Linked DNA regions of Mus musculus: region 1 is linked to region 2. The links are chromatin contacts, found by Hi-C or POLR2A ChIA-PET in ENCODE. All regions are on one chromosome and are shown on one strand. Each heading gives the region's core, a stretch centred on a gene start or an enhancer-like site at or near the end of the contact. The rest is flanking DNA. Distances are from core to core; before and after follow the strand shown.

Evidence for each region. A loop is a pair of places that touch in the nucleus more often than their neighbours do. ChIA-PET counts read pairs that join two places held with the same protein, here RNA polymerase II (POLR2A).
Region 1: a map of left cerebral cortex shows a loop between it and region 2 (5-fold over the local background). The contact joins the promoter of Olfr1344 here to the promoter of Zim1 in region 2. A Hi-C loop is called at or near these places in 7 of 37 maps with a recorded cell type or tissue (Patski, adrenal gland, heart and 1 more). POLR2A ChIA-PET finds 5 or more read pairs at or near these places in 1 of 5 experiments (Patski).

The regions. Positions count from the first base shown.
Region 1 is chr7:6,436,515-6,441,341 of GRCm38, forward strand. It overlaps Olfr1344 (olfactory receptor 1344), which reads left to right and starts at 3,388. Exons shown (of 1, transcript NM_177061.3): 1 at 3,388-4,353. The coding sequence starts at 3,388. The coding sequence ends at 4,353.
Region 2 is chr7:6,693,699-6,698,093 of GRCm38, forward strand. Zim1 (zinc finger, imprinted 1) reads right to left here and starts at 2,734. Exons shown (of 8, transcript NM_011769.4): 1 at 2,671-2,734; 2 at 1,952-2,074.

The DNA of each region.
Region 1 (4,827 bases), core at 2,138-4,637, 260 kb before region 2:
GAGAGCCCGTGTGCACCTGTGTGTGTGTGTGTGTGTGTGTGTGTGTGTGTGTGTGTGTGTGTGTGTGTGTGTGTGTGCCACTGATGAGGAGTGGAGGGAAGGGGGTGTCATTTTCTACTTAGTAGAGAGTTAATGACCTCAAAGCCTCAGGTGGCCTGAGAAGCTCTGGGTAGGAATGTTGACTTCATCATTGACACCTGTGGGCTGTCAGGTTCCAGAAGTTTCTAATAAGAGGATCATGGCATCGATCACTCTCAGACTGCAGGGAAATTTCAAGTGTCCATGCCACGTGTGGAGTCTCCACCTCACCGAGAGACCGCAGTCCTTCAGTTGTTCTGATTAAAAAAATAATTCTTCTCCTGGAGATGCCGGTTCTCTCGTTTATGTCTGCATTGCCTACCCCAGTCCTGACCTAGTAATGTGGATTTCTTTCTACCATATGGGGCCAAACTGAGGTCAGCAGACTTGGTGGCAAGCTCCTTTAAGCTCTGAGTCATCTTGGTGGCCCAGGATACAGATATTTAACACTCTTGGCAAATGATGTTTGGCTGTTGTGAAGTTAATGTGATTGTTTTGATTCTAAATGCTTGCAGAAAACGTAATCCTTGTCTGACTCTTTTTTTTTTACCTTTTATTGAAAATAGACTTTTCCCCTTCACATAATAAATCCTGAATATGATTTCCCCTCCCTGTCCTTTTCCAAGTTCCTCTCCTCTTCCCCTCTCATTTCTATCTACCTCCCTTTCAGTCTCTTATTAGAAAACAAACAGGCTTCTAAGGGATAATAATAAAATAAAATAAGATAAAACAAAACTAACTAATCAGAGTTAGATAAAACAAACAAGCAGAAGGAAAAGGACCCAAGAGAAGGCACAATAAACAGAGGCCACTCATTCACACACTCAGGAATCCGGCTAAAAAAGTTAACTGAAAACCATAACATAAACATTAAGTTCCTTTAGGATAAACTGAGAGAAGAAATATTTTTTTGTTCTTTTAAATTTTTTTTCCAATTTTTATTAGGTATTTACTTCATTTACATTTCAAATGCTATCCCAAAAGTCCCCTATATCCTTCCCCCCTCCCCTCCCACCCACTCCTGCATCTTGGCCCTGGTGTTTCCCCTGTACTGGGGCATATAAAGTTTGCAAGACCAAGGGGCCTCTCTTCCCAATGATGGCCGACTAGGCCATCTTCTGCTACAAATGCAGCTAGAGACACCAGCTCTGGGATACTGGTTCGTTCATATTGTTATTCCACCTATAGGGTTGCAGACCCCTTCAGCTCCTTGGGTACTTTCTCTAGCTCCTCCATTGGGGCCCTGTGTTCCATCCAATAGTTGACAGTGAGCATCCACTTCTGTGTTTTCCAGGCACTGGCATAGCCTCACAAGAGACAGCTATATCAGGGTCCTTTCAGCAAAATCTTGCTGGTGTATGCAATAGTGTCTGCATTTGGTGGCTGATTATGGGATGGACCCCCGGGTGGGGCAGTCTCTGGATGGTCCATCCTTTCGTCTCAGCTCCAAACTTTGTCTCTGTAACTCCTTCCATGGGTGTTTTGTCCCCAATTCTAAGAAGGGGCGAAGTGTCCACACTTTGGTCTTAGATGTTCCAACTGGTAATAAGAACACATGCTCCACTATGTTCATAGCAGCCTTATTTATAATAGCCGGAAGCTGGAAAGAACCCAGATGTCTCTCAACAGAGAAATGGATACAGAAAATGTGGTACATTTACACAATGGAGTACTACTCAGCTTTTAAAAACAATGAATTTATGAAATTCCTAGGCAAATGGATGTATCTGGAGGGCATCATCTTGAGTGAGGTAACCCAATCACAAAAGAACTCATATGATATGTACTCATTGATATTAGCCCAGAAACTTAGAATACCCAAGATACAGTTTGAAAAACACATGAAACTCAAGAAGAACAGAGAAATCTTGTATATACATGTAACTAAAATTTATAAAAAGGAAAAGCCCCGAAGTATTATTAGATAAGGAACCTTCAAAGAGAGATGGAGACAATGATAGAACAGAGAGGAATTTTCCTAGCTTTTCTCTCAGGGTGACCTCCAGTCTCACATCTAGAAAAGGTAGATGGGGCCCATGGGGACCCAGGGCCGAGATCAACCCACTGAAGCCTCATTACTGATGGCCAATAATGGGTTCTTGTGAGAGTCAAGTGTGGTCCCAATGTCCTGACCTAGGGAGAGAGCAAGGCGAGGAGCCTTGTAATTGCTCCCCCAGTCCCTCTGTGTCAGAACTCTCTGTGGATCTGGGTAGAGGGCTTTAACTCCTCCTACCTGATCACAGCCTGGATAATTTGCTGTTTTTCCTGCTTCCGAGCCCAGGAGCCTCGAGCATACTGTGTATCCTTGGAGGTGGGAAGCATCTATCTACTCCATGATGGGGATGTGTAGCTATGGAGCAAGTCTGAGTGCGGAACTGGGCAAAGAATCCATGTGGTAAAGGAGGCGATAGGAGTTTCTGGGAGGTGAGTCTGTTGAGGCTTCAGATTCGTAATGGACACCCACAGGGAATGAATAAGATGTTTTGTGATCCAGAGAGCCCGTTGTACAAAGCAATTGTGTGCACATAGGGCAGAAATGCTCCTGAGCGATTTGTTCTCTCTCCATCTTTCTTCTATCACGGTCTTGACCCAATATTTGCTAGGTATGTCTATAGGCATGTCTCACAATTGACTTCCAAGTACCTATGACTTCAGTGGGTTTATAACCACTGGAAGACTTGGATATTTGTGTATCTCAGGTCCAGCTCATGGAGAAGAGAGGGAGAGAGAGAGAAAGAGAGAGAGAGAGAGAGAGAGAGAGAGAGAGAGAGAGAGAGAGAGAATTCTTTTACAAAACGATATGAATAATGTATTTTAATTTATTTATTTTCTTCTCTCACTGTCTTTCTGTTTGTCTCTCTGTCTGTCTGTCTGTGTCTTTGTGTGTGTGTTATGTGGAGGTTAGGGTTGGTTGCCTCCTTCCATTGTGTGAGTTTGTCAAAGATTAAGCTCAGCTCATTGGGCTCTCACTCAAAACCTTTATTTTATGAGGGAAAAATTCAGACTCAGAAACATTTTTTCCTTCAATATATGTGCAAGTTACAACAGCAAGCTATTGTAACCATAAAGAGGCACGGGGGGGTGGGTGAGGGGCGGGGGTAAACAAGATGTAACTTAAGAGTTGGAGTGTGTGTGTGTGTGTGTGTGTGTGTGTGTGTGTGGTGGGAGGAGAGGGAAAATGAGGCGGGAAAATGAGGAAGGAGAGTGCTGGGAAGGGAGACTAATGGAGAAGGAGCTGGGTCCTGCCATCCCTTACACTCCCAGCTCAGACTGTCTGCAGTGACCCTGCTATTTGTCTCTGTCTCCAGGATGGGCCCGGGAACCCTCAATGATTCAGGAACCACAGAGTTCCTGCTGCTGGGACTGTGGGCCCCACCTTCCCTGCGCCCCCTGCTGTGGGCCTCACTTCTTCTAGCCTACCTCACCACTGTGCTGGGTAATGGTGCCCTAGTGGGTCTGATAGCCTTGGACAGACGACTGCATCGGCCCATGTATCGCCTGCTGACCCACCTGGCCCTGCTGGACACAGCCTATGTGAGTACCACGCTACCGCAGGCGCTGGCACACATGACCATGCGCAGTGCCCGCCTCTCCCTGGTACGTTGTGGCACGCAGCTGTACGTGGGCATCTCCCTGGGCAGCTGCGAGGCCATCCTCTTGGCAGCGATGGCCCTGGACCGCTGCCTGGCTGTGTGCAGACCGCTGCATTATGCGACCCTGGTGACCGCCCCCCGCTGCGCAGCGCTGGCTGGAGCATCCTGGACACTGGGCTTTGCACTCTCTGTACCCAATGCGGTGGCTGCACTACGCCTGCCCTTCTGTCCTGGGAGGGCAGCGGTGGACCACTTCTTCTGTGAGCTACCTGCGGTGCTGAGGACAGCGTGTGCGGACACCACAGCCAACTACAGGCTGGTCTATGGCCTGGGCGTGCCCATCCTCCTGGTACCTTTGGTCCTCATCCTAGCCTCTTACACCTGGATTCTGGCTGCTGTGCGCAAGTTGCCTTCTGCTGGAAGTCGCCACAAAGCTTTGTCCACCTGCAGCTCACATTTGGCTGTGGTGGGGCTCTTCTATGGCACGGTGAGTGCCATGTACCTGCGGCCCAAAGCCTCTAGTGATCTTCCTGCTAGACACCATAAACTGGTGGCAGTTTTCTACCTGGTGGTCACACCTGTCCTCAATCCACTCATCTACAGCCTTCGAAACCGTGAGGTCCACATGGCAGCTCGCTATGCCCTGGCCCGGCTGCGGGGGACGCGCATTGTGTTGCACTAAGCGACTTCTGCGGGGCACAGAATTTTCTCTCAGTCTGGTCTGTTCAAATTCCATGGAGGTATCTTCTTTTGTTTTATTTTTAAGTTTTTGAGAGAGGATCTCAGTATAGCCCTAACTAGCCCGGAACTCGTTGGATAGACCAGGCTGGATTCGAACTCACAGAGATTCACTTGCCTCTGCCTCCTGAGTGCTGGAATTAAATGGATATGTCCCTACATAGAGATTTCTTTGAAAAAATCTTGAATATTATGTCTTTATTGACATAATTTCTCAGACTGTATTTTGATCATGTCCATTGCCCATGCCTTCCCTAAAATCGTCCAAGATCTAACCTCCCCCCCCCCCCATCCACTCCTCAACTTAATAAAATCACTCCTTGGAGTCCAGTTTGTGCTCCCTAGATACTCATGGGTGTGGAGCCCTTTAATGAAGCATGGTTGACTTACCAGTGCATACCAGAGGAGCACTCTACCT
Region 2 (4,395 bases), core at 1,484-3,983:
ATTAGGGAGAGGTCCACGGGCCCCTCTCCTTCCCTGCTGAACTATTGGTAACTGACAGATTCTGGGGGAGAAACAGTCTCAGTTGTGTACCAAAAGATGAGCCTAACAGGGATTGTTTCAAACCTGCAGCCATACACACAGTCGTCCCTGCTAAAAATCAGTGAGTCACAAAACGAAAAAAGGCACAAATGTAAAAAAATAAAATAAAATAAAATAAAATAAAAAAAAAGGGACCTCTTAAGGAAGGTGGGGTGCAGGAGGGTGCAGGGGTGGGGAAACATCAGAAGGTGGGGCATGAGGAGAAACAAGCACAGTATATACATGTGAGAAAGTATCAAAGAATAATAAAATCAACAACAATAATAATAGCAACAGCAACAACAGCAACGATGGAATTGGCAAACATACCCTCTGCTTTGCTGCTTTGTTTGTTTGTTTGCTTGTTTGCTTGTTTTTAAGACACCGAGACCTATAGCAGATTCTCACACATACATGCTGATATAGCCTCGAATTTGGGATTTTCCAACCACAATTTAGGTGCTGAGAACACACTTTTAGGGAAAGTCAGAGGACACCCTAGCACACAGACGCAAGTCCATCTGCACATCTGTATGACAAGGAAACTGAGAAAACTGCCCAGTCAGGCTGGCACCCATCTGTAAGTGTCACAGGCCTTACGAAGCGTACGTGGGTGTGGACAGGGACACATCTACATCTACAGAAGAACATTTTAGAGCTCCCAGTCACCTCTGTCACCTCTCGACAGAAGACCTCTTTCTGCTTGATTCTAAGGCTGACCTCAGGCTCACTTGGGGTCCAGCAGTACTCACCTCCATGAAAGTGATGCTTCCTGCCCTCACTCACGACTGGGCCACTAATGCATACTTCCTTGCTACAGATGTTCAAAGCCTTTTCAAAGCACCCTTCTCATCCAGAAACCTTCATACATGCCCTGTGTGGAGCCCCAGAGACCTTCTGAACCCCCCCCCATTGTTCCCTATATAGCCTAACCCCCTTGGAGTCTCTCTAAAATCATCCCTTTAAGGTCCATCAAATCAAGTGACTAACTGGTTCCTCTGACTCCCAGCTTATATGTCTAAAGTCTGGGATCATTTCCTCCTGGTCCATTAGACTAATATGTCACCAGGGCTTCTAGATCCTACTTTGTAATGCCTGGCTCTGTGTCCTGAAGAATACACCACAACGCCCTCCTCTGAGCCAACTCTAGTTTCCCCCATTTCTTATCTTCTCTCCTCTCCTACTGCTGTCTAAAGACGTCCAGAGACTCGGTTGCTCTGTGGCTCAGAAACTCAATTCCCAGTCTGGATCCCTGCTTACCCTTCACCAGGCTCTATAGTCTGCCCTGTTCCCCAAAGCCAGCAGGTACATTCTAGAAAAAAAGCAAAGACACCTCTATTTGGTCCCTTCCACAGCACAGTAGCCACCCCGACACCTCAGTCCTAGAACAGGACATTTGCCTGAATGGGACTTCGGGGCTGTCTTCTGGGCTTGGGTCGAAATTATCCAGGGTTTCATACTGCTCACCGGCCACTAGGTAGGGGAGAAATGCCTGGCCTGGCTGCAACCTTGCCTTGGATATCCACAAGTTTAGCTAATAGCTATCCAGAGAGCATACCAATGTGTTAGTGACCAAACTCATTGATCACCTAGACGAGATGCTATATGCACAAACTATCACCCTTACTTACATATAAGCAAACACATATGAATACTCAAATACACATAAACAACCCAATGGAATAGAATCAATTGCATACAAATCAGTAAGATGCAATTCACGAACTATATACAAACCCAGGCCATGTAAATCCACAGTTGAATTGAGCCCCAACTCCTTCAACCATCCCAACACATTCCCCGCCATACCACAGATACAAATACAACCTAAAATCTGCACAACCTCCCTCTGCCAGGCATACTATGAACTCACAATCTGGGACCAGCTAGCTGGTTCAGCTGGTAAAGGCGATTGCTGCCAAGCCTTATAACTCGAGTTCCATCGCTGGGACCCACATAGTAGGAAAAAACAGGCTGTTGTGAGTTGTCCAAAGACCTACACACACATACAAACACACAAAATTAATTAATTAATTAAATTTAAAAATTCACACTCACAGTGTTATTACATAAAATCTATATTAGTAGATCCACAGAATGAGACACATAGTCGGGCTCAAATACAGACACATTTCCCAACACACAAATACAAGATCATATAATCACACTTGACCACATCAGCACAGTCAGGCAGTTGGGCAAAACTCACAACTACAGCTCATCCGTATACAAAAACAGATACAGTTACAAAGTAGAACACAAGCTCACGCACACCCACATAAGAAGAGAATTCGAGTCTACAGTGTTCAAACAACCCAGCTAGGACCAACTACAACCACACAGGCGAGACAAACTAAGCCACCCATAAACGTAAAGTTGTGGAAGAAAGCTGACACATTGCAGGGACCAAACCCTCCAAATAGGAGTTACACAAATCTCCATAACGTAGCAGAAGTATGTCTAAGAGCTGTGCCACACTATTCCCTCGCACACCCCCTACCCAGACCACTGTCCTCTACAGAGCTGTGATAGGGTGGGGACCCACCCAGCATGCAGACACCCTGCCCTCTCAGTCCTCTCCCGTGTTCTTGCCTCTCGTCCTCGCGCTTGGTTATCCGTCCGTCCGCACTCGCCTCCAGGCACCGCAGCCTGCGGCCACCCGGAGTGGAATGCCGCGGGATGACTTTCAAAACCCAAGTCCCCAGCTCTAGGGCACCGCCCACAGGACTACATGTCCCAGAAGGTCTCACGCCGTCCAGCCTGAGGCTCCAGGCTATGGAGCGCCCAGCACCCGGCACAGCGCGCTGGGACCTGTGGGAAATGTAGTCCCCAGCAAGATGCGCTCGCTATAAGCGTTCCTCAGACGCTCTGCCCTTCTGTGGCTCCACTTCTAGTACTATAGAGAAATTGCGTCTCCTGGTGGAAAAATTTCCTTCGGTAGTAAAATTTCTAAATTGATAGAGGCCGATGGTAGAAAAGGGAAAGATTTTTAAGATTATGTGATGACACGCTGAGGTAGAGTGGTTTGGTTTGGTTTGGGACAGGGTTTCACTATGTAGACCTCAACCTCAGGATCCCCTTGCCCTGAGCTGGGATTACTGGACGGAGTCACCAGCACTCTTCTGTTTTCACTTCTTTGCTTCTAGACCTACTTTACCATTAAAGTCACAGCGTAGACTTGGGGAGCGTCTTAGTCAGGGTTTCTATTCCTGCACAAACATCATGACCAAGAAGCAGTTGAGGAGGAAAGGGTTTATTCACCTTACATTTCCACATTGCTGTTCATCACTGAAGAAGTCAGGACTGGAACTCAAGCAGGTCAGGGAGCAGGAGCTGATGCAGAGGCCATGGAGGGATGTTCTTAACTGGCTTGCTTCCCCTGGCTTGCTCAGCTGCTCTCTTATAGAACCAAGACTACCAGCCCAGAGATGGTCCCACCCACAAGGGGCCTTTCTCCCTTGATCACTAATTCAGAAAAAGCCTTACAGTTGGATCTCATGGAGGCATTTCCTCAACTAAAGCTCCTTTCTCTGTGATAACTCCAGCTGTGTCAAGTTGACACAAAACTAGCCAGTACAGGGAGTATTTCTCAGCTAGTAGAAAGACTCCTCGGCTTCTACAAGTGGTATCCCCTTCACCGCTGATCTGGGCTAAGCTTCCCACTGTTGTACAGGGATTATAGGGTGTTGAGGATTATAGGTATGTCAGGGGGAGAAAAATGTGCCCACTATCCCTGCAGATACATCATTAATGCTTCGTAATATTCACACCCTCTGTTGTAGGGTATGCAATTTCTCTCCTGAAGGTGGAATACAAACTTCCTTATTCCAGGAAGTTTGCTTTAGCCAACAGAATGAAGTGGGTAGCACTGACTCCTAAGTGTCAACGGGTTGTTCACTGATTCTCTTGGTGTGGAGGTTTGAATGAAAATGGCCCCGATAGATTCACAGGAAGTGAATCTTAGAAGGTGTGGCATCACTGGAGCAGGTGTGACCTTGTTGGAGGAACAGCATCATTCCAGCCAGGCTTTGAGGTTTCAGAAACTCAAGCCAGGACTAGTGGCTCATAGTCTCTTCTTGCTGTCTGCAGATCCAGATGTAGAACTCTCAGGTACCTCTCAGCACTATGCCTTGGGTCCCACCGTAATGACAACAGACTAAACCTCTGAACTGTCAGCCAGCCCCAACTAAATGTTTTCCTTTATAAGACTTGCCATGGTCATGGTGTCTCTTCACAGAAACCCTACGGGGTCAATCTGAGGACCCACAGCTGTGGAAGGAGAGAAAAGAGTTCCACAAATTGTTCTCTGACCTCCAC